Linked DNA regions of Homo sapiens: region 2 is linked to region 1. Evidence: read pairs that join two places in POLR2A ChIA-PET (ENCODE). Cell type or tissue: B cell. All regions are shown on one strand. Each heading gives the region's core, and the rest is flanking DNA. Links, peaks and the distances in the headings are about the cores only.

The links. ChIA-PET counts read pairs that join two places held together with the same protein. Peaks named below come from ENCODE experiments on the same cell type or tissue, not always from the same donor. Only the 100,000 strongest peaks of a DNase experiment are listed, where the experiment ranks them.
Region 2: POLR2A ChIA-PET joins it to region 1 with 7 read pairs; 4 of 35 experiments call an interaction of 5 or more read pairs at or near these places.

What each region holds. Positions count from the first base shown.
Region 1 is chr17:77,077,014-77,081,401 of GRCh38, reverse strand. No RefSeq gene overlaps it. Among named protein-coding and RNA genes, the nearest start is that of SNHG20, 9.4 kb to the left of the region's middle. In B cell, for the core only: no CTCF peak of the experiment used is centred there; a DNase peak (open chromatin) is centred at 2,151.
Region 2 is chr17:76,937,072-76,941,459 of GRCh38, reverse strand. It overlaps MGAT5B (alpha-1,6-mannosylglycoprotein 6-beta-N-acetylglucosaminyltransferase B), which reads right to left. Exons shown (of 18, transcript NM_001199172.2): 13 at 3,317-3,472; 14 at 912-1,058; 15 at 612-728. Among named protein-coding and RNA genes, the nearest start is that of MGAT5B, 71 kb to the right of the region's middle. RefSeq lists enhancers at 370-928, 3,236-3,778. In B cell, for the core only: no CTCF peak of the experiment used is centred there; no DNase peak of the experiment used is centred there; H3K27me3 peaks cover 319 bases.

The DNA.
Region 1 (4,388 bases), core at 150-4,149:
TGTGGTTCCTGCTTATGACACCTCTCAATTCACGCTGACCGCAGGTCAGGGGCTTAGTAGCCACATGGGGCTCATGGCTGCCACAGTGGATGGCGCAGAGCTAGGAGCTTTTGTCTCCCCAAGCCCAATCCTTGAAATCTTGGGATATAAAGGAAGGAAGGGAGGGAGGAAATTGGCATGATCGCCTCGGCTGGCCAGGTATCTGGCTTTGTGCTAGTTATTTTCCTGTGCAGTATGTCATTTAACTTCAAAGCAACCCTAGGGATGAGGTATTGTTGTGCTTATGTTTTAGTTTGTTATTTTTTATTTTTATTTTTATTTGAGACAGAGTCTTGCTCTGTCACCCAGGCTGGAGTGCAGTGGTGTGATCTCGGCTCACTGCAACCTCCGCCTCCCGCCTCCCAGGTTCAAGTGATTCTCCTGCCTCAGCCTACTCGGGAGGCGCACACTGCCACACCTGGCTAATTTTTTTTTTTTTTTTTGTATTTTAGTAAAGGAGGGGTTTCACCATGTTGGCCAGGCTGGTCTGGAACTCCTGAGCTCACACAATCCACCCACCTTGGCCTCCCAAAGTGCTAGGATTACAGGCATGAGCCACTGCGCGCACCCTGTGCTTATGTTTTTTTTTGTTTGTTTTGTTTTTGTTTTATTTTTGAGACAGAGTCTCGCTGTGTTGCCAGGCTGGAGTGCAATGGTGCGATCTCAGCTCACTGCAACCTCCGCCTCCTGGGCTCAAGCAACTCTCCTGCCTCAGCCTCCCAAGTGAATGGGATTACAGGTGCATGCCACCACGCCCAGCTAATTTTTGTGTTTTGAGTAGAGACGGGGTTTCACCATGTTGGCCAGGATGGTCTAGAACTCCTGACCTCAGGTGATCCTCCCACCTCAGCCTCCCAAAGTGCTGGGATTACAGGTGTGAGCCACTGCACCTGGCCATGTTTTAAAGGCTCAGAAAGACTAAGTGACTTGCTTGAGGCCACCCAGGAAACAAGAAATATGGTCAATATTTTAAGCTTCCAGGCCAGGCGCGGTGGCTCAGGCCTGTAATCCCAGCACTTTGGGAGGCCGAGCCGGGCAGGTCACGAGGTCAGGAGATCGAGACCATCCTGACTAACACGGTGAAACCCTGTCTCTAGTAAAAATACAAAAAATTAGCTGGGCGTGGCGGCGGGGGCCTGTAGTCCCAGCTACTCGGGAGGCTGAGGCAGGAGAATGGCGTGAACCTGGGAGGCGGAGCTTGCAGTAAGCCGAGATCGCGCCACTGCACTCCAGCCTGGGTGACAGAGCGAGACTCCATCTCAAAAAAAAAAAAGAAAAAAAAAAGATTTTAAGCTTCCAAATCCCTGATTGCTCCCTATGGTCTGCTGGAATCAATGATGTCCTCAAAGTCATCCCAGTGGCCATTTCTCCAAGCTGGCCATTCCTTTCTACCTGTAACACATTCCTCCCAACTCCCAACTGCCACCCCCTGGCTTCTGGCCCAACAACTTACTCAGGTTGTGTGTTTGTCTGTGTGTGTGTGTGTGTTTTAAGATGGGGTCTTGCTATGTTGCCCAGGCTGGTCTCAAACTCCTGAGCTCAGGCGATCCTCCTGCCTCAGCCTCCCAAGGTGCTGGGATTACAGGTTGCTCAGGGGTTTGGCTGCCAGGATATCTGGCCAATTCCAGTAATGGCCAGTCCTATCCTCCCAGACCATTTCCCTGGGGCTGCTCTTTGGGTGAGACTAGGAGGCCTGGGGAGTTTTGTGATTGCAGCTCTCCCCAGGCTGCAAACTCACCTGGGCAGCTGAAAGCAGACATCTTCGGTTATACTTTCTGTACAAAGATCCAGCTGGGAGCTTAAGTGTCTCCTTATGGTGCCTGGATTTATGCTCTTGCAAAAGGGGCTGGCGGGCACATACAGGCAGCCCCAGAGCCCACCTGCATCATGATTACAAGCTTTCAGGCTGGCAGCTGGTTCGTTACTATTAAAACTATTTATTTAGCCGGGCACTTTAAGAGGCCTCTGTGATTACTGTCACTCGGCGGGACAGCCAGGAGCCAATTTTCTGAGGATGATAGATTTCTTCTCATTTGTTGCTCTCAAGCTGTGGGTTCCTTCCGTGTTGTGGAGCAAATCACAAGATGCTATCTCCTGGGACTCAAAAGGGGGTTTCAAAGCTGCCCTTGGGCTGCCCCATCAGTCACTTCTGCAAAATAGCAGGGACGTTTCAGGAGCCCGAAGAGGCTGCAGTGACTACCCCCTAAGACACAAAGGAAGCCTTTCGAGGAGGAGGGAGAGGTGGGAAGGCTGGGGAGGAGGGTAGAGGACAGCCTGGAGTTCCTGCTTGGATGTCCTCAGAGCTGTGGTTCTCAACGTTGTTTGCACATCAGAATCATCTGGGAGCTTGAAAATAACTGAAGCCAGCTGGGTGTGGTGGCTGACACCTGTAATCTCAGCAGTTTGGGAGGATCACTTGAAGTCAGGAGTTCGAGACCAGCCTGGCCAACATAGTGAAACCCTGTCTCTACTAAAAATACAAAAATTAGCTGGCCATGGTGGCAGGCACCTGTAATCCTAGCTACTCAGGAGGCTAAGGCAGGAGAATCGCTTGAATCCAGGAGGTGGAGGTTGCAGTGAGCCGGAATTGTGCCACTGCACTCCAGCTTGGGTAACGGAGTGAGACTCTGTCTCAAGGAAAAAAAAAAAAAAAAAAAGATACCGAAGCCGGGTACCAAGTACTGACATTCTGATTTTATGGGTGTGGGTGTGGCTTGGGGAGCAGGATGTTTCGAAGCTCCCTGGGTGATTCCAGTGTGCTAGATTAGAGGTGCCCTACATGGTCCTGCAGATGTGTGAACAGACTGGGATAGTCCCCGGTCAGGAGAAATTGTCCAAGACTTGGAGATGGACAAGAGGGATTCTGGGCATGCTTCCCATGGGGTTCAGGGCCGGGTTTCAGGGATTGCCTGTTTACACAGGACTCTGTTTGCTGTCTTTCTGTTGACCAGGCTGTTTTATTTATTTATTTATTTATTTAGAGATGGAGTCTCGCTCTGTCGCCCAGGCTGGAGTGCATTGGCACCATCTCGGCTCACTGCAACCTCCATTTCCTGGGTTCAAGAGAGTCTCCTGCCTCAGCCTCCCGAGTAGCTGGGATTACAGGCATGTGCCACCACGCCCGGCTAATTTTTGTATCTTTAGTAGAGACGGGGTTTCGCCATTTTGGCCAGGCTGGTCTCAAACTCCTGACTTCAGGTGATCTGCCTGCCTTGGCCTCCCATAGTGTTAGAATTACAGGCATGAGCCACTGCACCCAGCCTGACCAGGCTTTTTTAATTCTCTGATAGGGGAGACATTAAATGGTAGAAAATGGAAATAATGATTGTCCATAACAATGTAAATGGATTTTGTCCCACAGAGATACAGTTGGTGTCCGTCCCATAGAAAAGATGACTGTAAACATTACATTTTATTGCCCCGTAGGACACTGACCCACTTGGTATCTATTAGCAAATCCATCCTAGCATTCCTAACTGCATCTGTATATGGCTGATTTTCAAATTCTGTTTTCAACTGCTCTCCACATCTCATTGGTTCCCTCATTAATTCACAAGTTGAATGAAATTATTTACACGTTTATTTTATAGTTGAAAGCCATGTTTGCAACTTTTTGAAAAGTACCATTTGGCTTCCCTCCAGGGAGAGCCATGCCCCTTCCTCCTTAACCCTCCGTGCCCGGTACCCCACCTGGCTGTGGCTCTATCACACAGTACTGTCTCCCCAGCTACGCTAGGGTCCTGGGAACCTGCACTTCATCCTGCTGGTTAGGTCTTGTGACGTCTGTATTCACTGCACCTGGTCCAGGGTCAGGGAAAGAGGAGGTGCTCAATAAATGTTTCTGGAGAGCCTCGCCCCATGGGTCACCAGCATGGATTACCCAGGTCACTTCATCAGCACCCAATTCACTGTGGGTTTTTTTTATTTTTTGAGACAGAGTCTCACTCTGTCACCCAGGCTGGAGTGCAGTGGCTCAATCTCAGCTCACTGCAAGTTCCGCCTCCCGGGTTCAAATGATTCTCCTGCCTCAACCTCCTGAGTAGCTGGGACTACAGGCACCTGCCATCACGCCCAGCTAATTTTTGTATTTTTGTAGAGACAGGGTTTCACCATGTTGGCCAGGCTGGTCTTGAACTCCTGACCACAGGTGACCCGCCTGCCTCAGCCTCCCAAAGTGCTGGGATCACAATCATGAGCCACCGTGCCCCGCCCAAATGGTAGTTTTTATACCTTTACACATGTAAGCAAAGATACTTGCCCAGAAAAATTCGATTGTACCTGGAGCGTCACTCAGAAGGACAATATATATAGGGATTTGAACCCAGAAGACATGTCATCAAGTACGATAT
Region 2 (4,388 bases), core at 83-4,082, 140 kb after region 1:
ACCAGCCAAGCACAAGGCACGATCAAAAGCCACAAACATGTCCACTGCGGAGATGAGCATCAGGCACAAGCCCCTCCTCACTCTCACCCAGCCCACACATGTGCACCTACACACACCAGCACCCACGTTCGCTGGAGACCCAGGGTGTTCTGCCCCCTTGCTACTCGAAGCGTTGCCCCGCATTAACAGACGCTCTGTATGCACATTATATTTTGAAATGTGCTGTGTAAAGGCTGCAAAGCCACACCTGCAGCAGTTTCAAGAACCTCCACACATCCATCGTGAAAACATTCAGTTAGCACCTGGCCCTCAAAAGTGCTCCATAAACAATTTGAGATCCAGGGCTGCCATGTAAGGTTGTGCAGGTTGCTCACTGCACAAAGGCATTCCCCACACATCACACCTGAGTAGATGAATGGGATCCCCCATTCCATTCTCCAATCCACATGCCCTGGCTCAGGGCTGTGTCTGACCAGGGGAGGGATGGACACCTTTGCCAACCCAGGCCTGCAAGTCTGAACTCACCCAGAGGGGGGCACCGTTTTCTAATCAGAGTGAAGACCAGCAGTGTGGACTAGTGGGGGGTCTCAACTGTATGTGGCTGCTCTCACCTGAGTTCTCATAATGGCCTTGATGGCTGCTTCAAACTCCTCTGAGTTGTTGTAGTCGACTGTCCACACGTGGGGCTTGCCGATGAAGTTCTCCGCGTAGGGATGCTGGGAGAACACCTGGCAAGGGTACAGAGATTGCAGATGCCCCCCGTGCCTGCCAGTGGGACAGGGACAAAGAAAGGTACCCCATACACTTGTCCTATCTCCTTTTGCCCCACATCTCAGTCTGCCTCTTCCAGGACCTGCAGGGGTCTCTGTCCCGGCCCCTCCTGATCGGGGACCAGGATGCTTTCCACTCACCTCTCTGGAGGTGGGCTTGCCTCGGAAGAACTCGTGGTTGAGGGAGCTGTGGGGCGGGCTGAAGCGGGACTGCAGGAAGATGCAACCATTGGCGATGGCCTCCAGGGGGGCGGGGCCCTCGTAGGGGAAGCCAAACCCGATGAAGAGCTGCAGAGTCAAGGGGCGCAGTGATCAGGGAGGGCTGGGCCGCCACAGCCCAGTAAGCACCAGGATGCCGGGGACAAGGTGAGGCTTCGGGATATTCACAGGAGGCAGCTGGGCCTGGAGCGATTATTTTTGCTCAGCCTGTTATGTGAGCTATAACAGGGCTGGAAAAGCCAGCCCAGAACATCTTGTGCCACGGGCAAGCACTTCCCCTCTCTGGGCCTCAGTTTCCCCATTTGTGAAATAAGGGGGTCTAATTAGGTATTATCAATGGTCTCTTCTTGCTCTATCAGGCTATGATTTATGATTGTGGAGGGAGGAAGAAAAGAACAAGGGTTTCAGGCCAAGAAAGCTGCAGGCCCGCACCTGCAAGAGACCTCCAGGAACCTCACTCACTCATCCCAAAAACATTTATTCAGCATCTAACTTGTGTGAGGCTATTTACAACAGCAAAGACATGGAACCAACGGAGGTGCCCATTAACGGTGGCTTGGATAAAGAAAGTATGGTACATAGACACCATAAGATACTACGCAGACATAAAAAAAAACAAAATCATGTCCTTTTCAGCAATATGGATACAGCAGGAGGCCAATATCCTAAGTGAATTAAAGCTGGAACAGAAACCAAATACCGCATATTCTCACTTATAAGTGGGAGCTGAACATTGGGTACTTATGGGCATAAAGATGGCAACAACAGACACCTGGGGACTCCCAGAGTGGGGAGGAGGAAGGGGGTAAAGACGGAAGAATTAACTACTGGGTACTATCCTCACTACCTGGGTGACAAGATCCTTCATATCACAAACCTCAGCATTATGCAATATACCCAGGTACCAAGCCTGCATATGTACCCCTTAAACCTAAAATAAAAGTTGAAAAAAAATTTTGAGACGGAGTCTTGCTCTGTCACCAGGCTGGAGTGCGGTGGCACCATCTCATCTCACTGCAACCTCTGCCTCCCGGGTTCAAGCAATTCCCCTGTCTCACCCTCCTGAGTAGCCAGGACTACAGGCGCCCGCCACCACACCCAGCTGATTTTTTGTTTGTTTGTTTGTTTGTATTTTAGTAGAGACAGGGTTTCACCATGTTGGCCAGGATGGTCTCGATATCCTAACCTCGTGATCCGCCCACCTCGGCCTCCCAAAGTGTTGGGATTACAGGTGTGAGCCACCGCACCTGGCCAAAATTATTATTTTTTAAGTAACTTGTGCTAGGAGTGCACAGGGCTGGCCTCAAAGGCACTTAATAAATGATTCTGAATCCAGGGCTGTTCTGTGAGGTTGTTCAGGTTATTCACTGCATGCAAGCATCTCCACTGCCCCCAACACACACACACACACACACACACACACACACACACACACACACACCCCCAAGATGCCTTGGGAAACAAGCTATGGTGAGATCAAGAGAGGGCCTGGGGCCAGGTGCAGTGGCTCACATCTGTAATCCCAGCACTTTGAGAGGCCGAGGTGGTAGGATCGCTTAAGCCCAGGAGATTGACACCAGCCTGGGCAATGTAGGAAGACACCATCTCTACAAAAAATTTAAAAATTAGCCAGGTGTGGTGGTGTATGCCAATAGTCCCAGCTACTCGGGAGGTGGAGGTGAGGGGACTGTGTGAGCCTAGGAATATAAGGTTGCAGTGGGCCCTGATTGCACCACTGCACTCCAGCGTGGGTGACAGAGCAAGACCCTGTCTCATAAAAAAGAGGGTGAGGGGGTGCCTAGAAGCTGGCTGGAGACTCTCCAGCCTCAGCTGATACTCCAGGGTCCAGTCAGGGTTTTGCCCACTGTGTCAACTGCTGCTCCAGCAGTACAGCTCAGGGACCCCTGAAGCAGTCACTCAGGACTAGTGGCTCAATGGCACTCTAGCCAGGACCCTTCTCTCCACCCACCCAACCACCCCCCAGCTCAGTGTCTCCAAAAGCTAGGCCTGACCCAGGAGTCCATTTGGCTGGACTGGTACTGCAAGGGGGAGGATGGGCAGTCCAACTCTACTTCCCCATCACTGAGCCACGGCTCTGCTGCTCTGCTGGCCCTGCCCAGGTCCCTTTCTCTATAGGACCTCTCCTGCCTGGTGGGCACCCACATCTCTGCCCCTGGGCTCTGGCCAGATGTGGGGCTCAGGGCAGCAGAGCATGCTGGGGTATGTCCATATGTGGAAGGGGCCTGAGTGGTGGTGGCAGGCATGGGTGGTGACCTCAGTGTCTGCAGCCGGCAAGTGTGAGAATGGTGCGGGGGATGGGAGCTCACTTTGGCCTTGCGCAGCAGCTGCTGAAACTCAGGCTGCGGTAAGAGGCCGTGGTTCTTCACAAAGGCTGGCACCTCGGGGGGCCGCTGGCTCTCGTAGTACACGGTGCCATGGATCTCCATGTATTTGTTCAGGATGCCCAGGAACTTCTCCTTCCCCTGGAAAAAGAAGAGGAGGAGATGGGAACCACATGCAAACCACAGAAGGCAAAGTCCATGGAGGAGATCCCTTTGGTCTGGAAGTCAGAAGATGTGGACCCAGTCTCAGGTTGGCCATTAACTGGCTGTGGGACACTGGGAAAGGCCCCGCCCCTCTCTGGCCCTGAAAACCTATGAATGGCAGAGATTGGACTAGAGCAGAGGCTTCAGGATTACTTTTAGCCATGAAACTGTTTTCTTTCCAAAGGAACCCTATGGGGACCAACATTTAAATGGATTCACGTGGTGCCACTTGGCATCTGCTGAACCCCTAATGACCTCTAAGCTCCTCTGAGGAGCTGTGGAGCTCTCTGTAGTCCATTCATCCATCTCTCTCTCTCACCCATCCCATCCATCCTATCCATCCATCTACCCACCATCCATCCATGCACCCACCATCCATCCATGCACCCACCATCCATGCATCCATCCATCCATCCATTTGTCCACCTGCCCATAACTCTATGCGTCCACCCACCCATCCATCCATTCACCCATCCATCCCTCTCAAACATCCACCCATCCACTCATCCACCCACCCATTCATCCATCCATCCCTCTCACACATCCCTCCACTCACCCATCCACCCATCGACTCATCCATCTATCCATCCATCCTCTCATTCATCCATCTTATCTGCCCATCCCTTCTTTCACTGAAGGAGGGGGACCTCTGATGGAAGCTCCATATTTGGAATTAGAACTCAGAGGAATTCCACCCTAGAGAAAAGGATGAAACAGAGCTAGACCAGTCCTTGCAGGGGCTGAATCCATTTTGTCTTAATCACCATATTGATCAAGGTGATCCGAGATTGCTAGGGCCCCCAGCTATAAGCCAAGAGTAAAAGTAAATTCTCTCTGGAGTAAAATAGAGTCA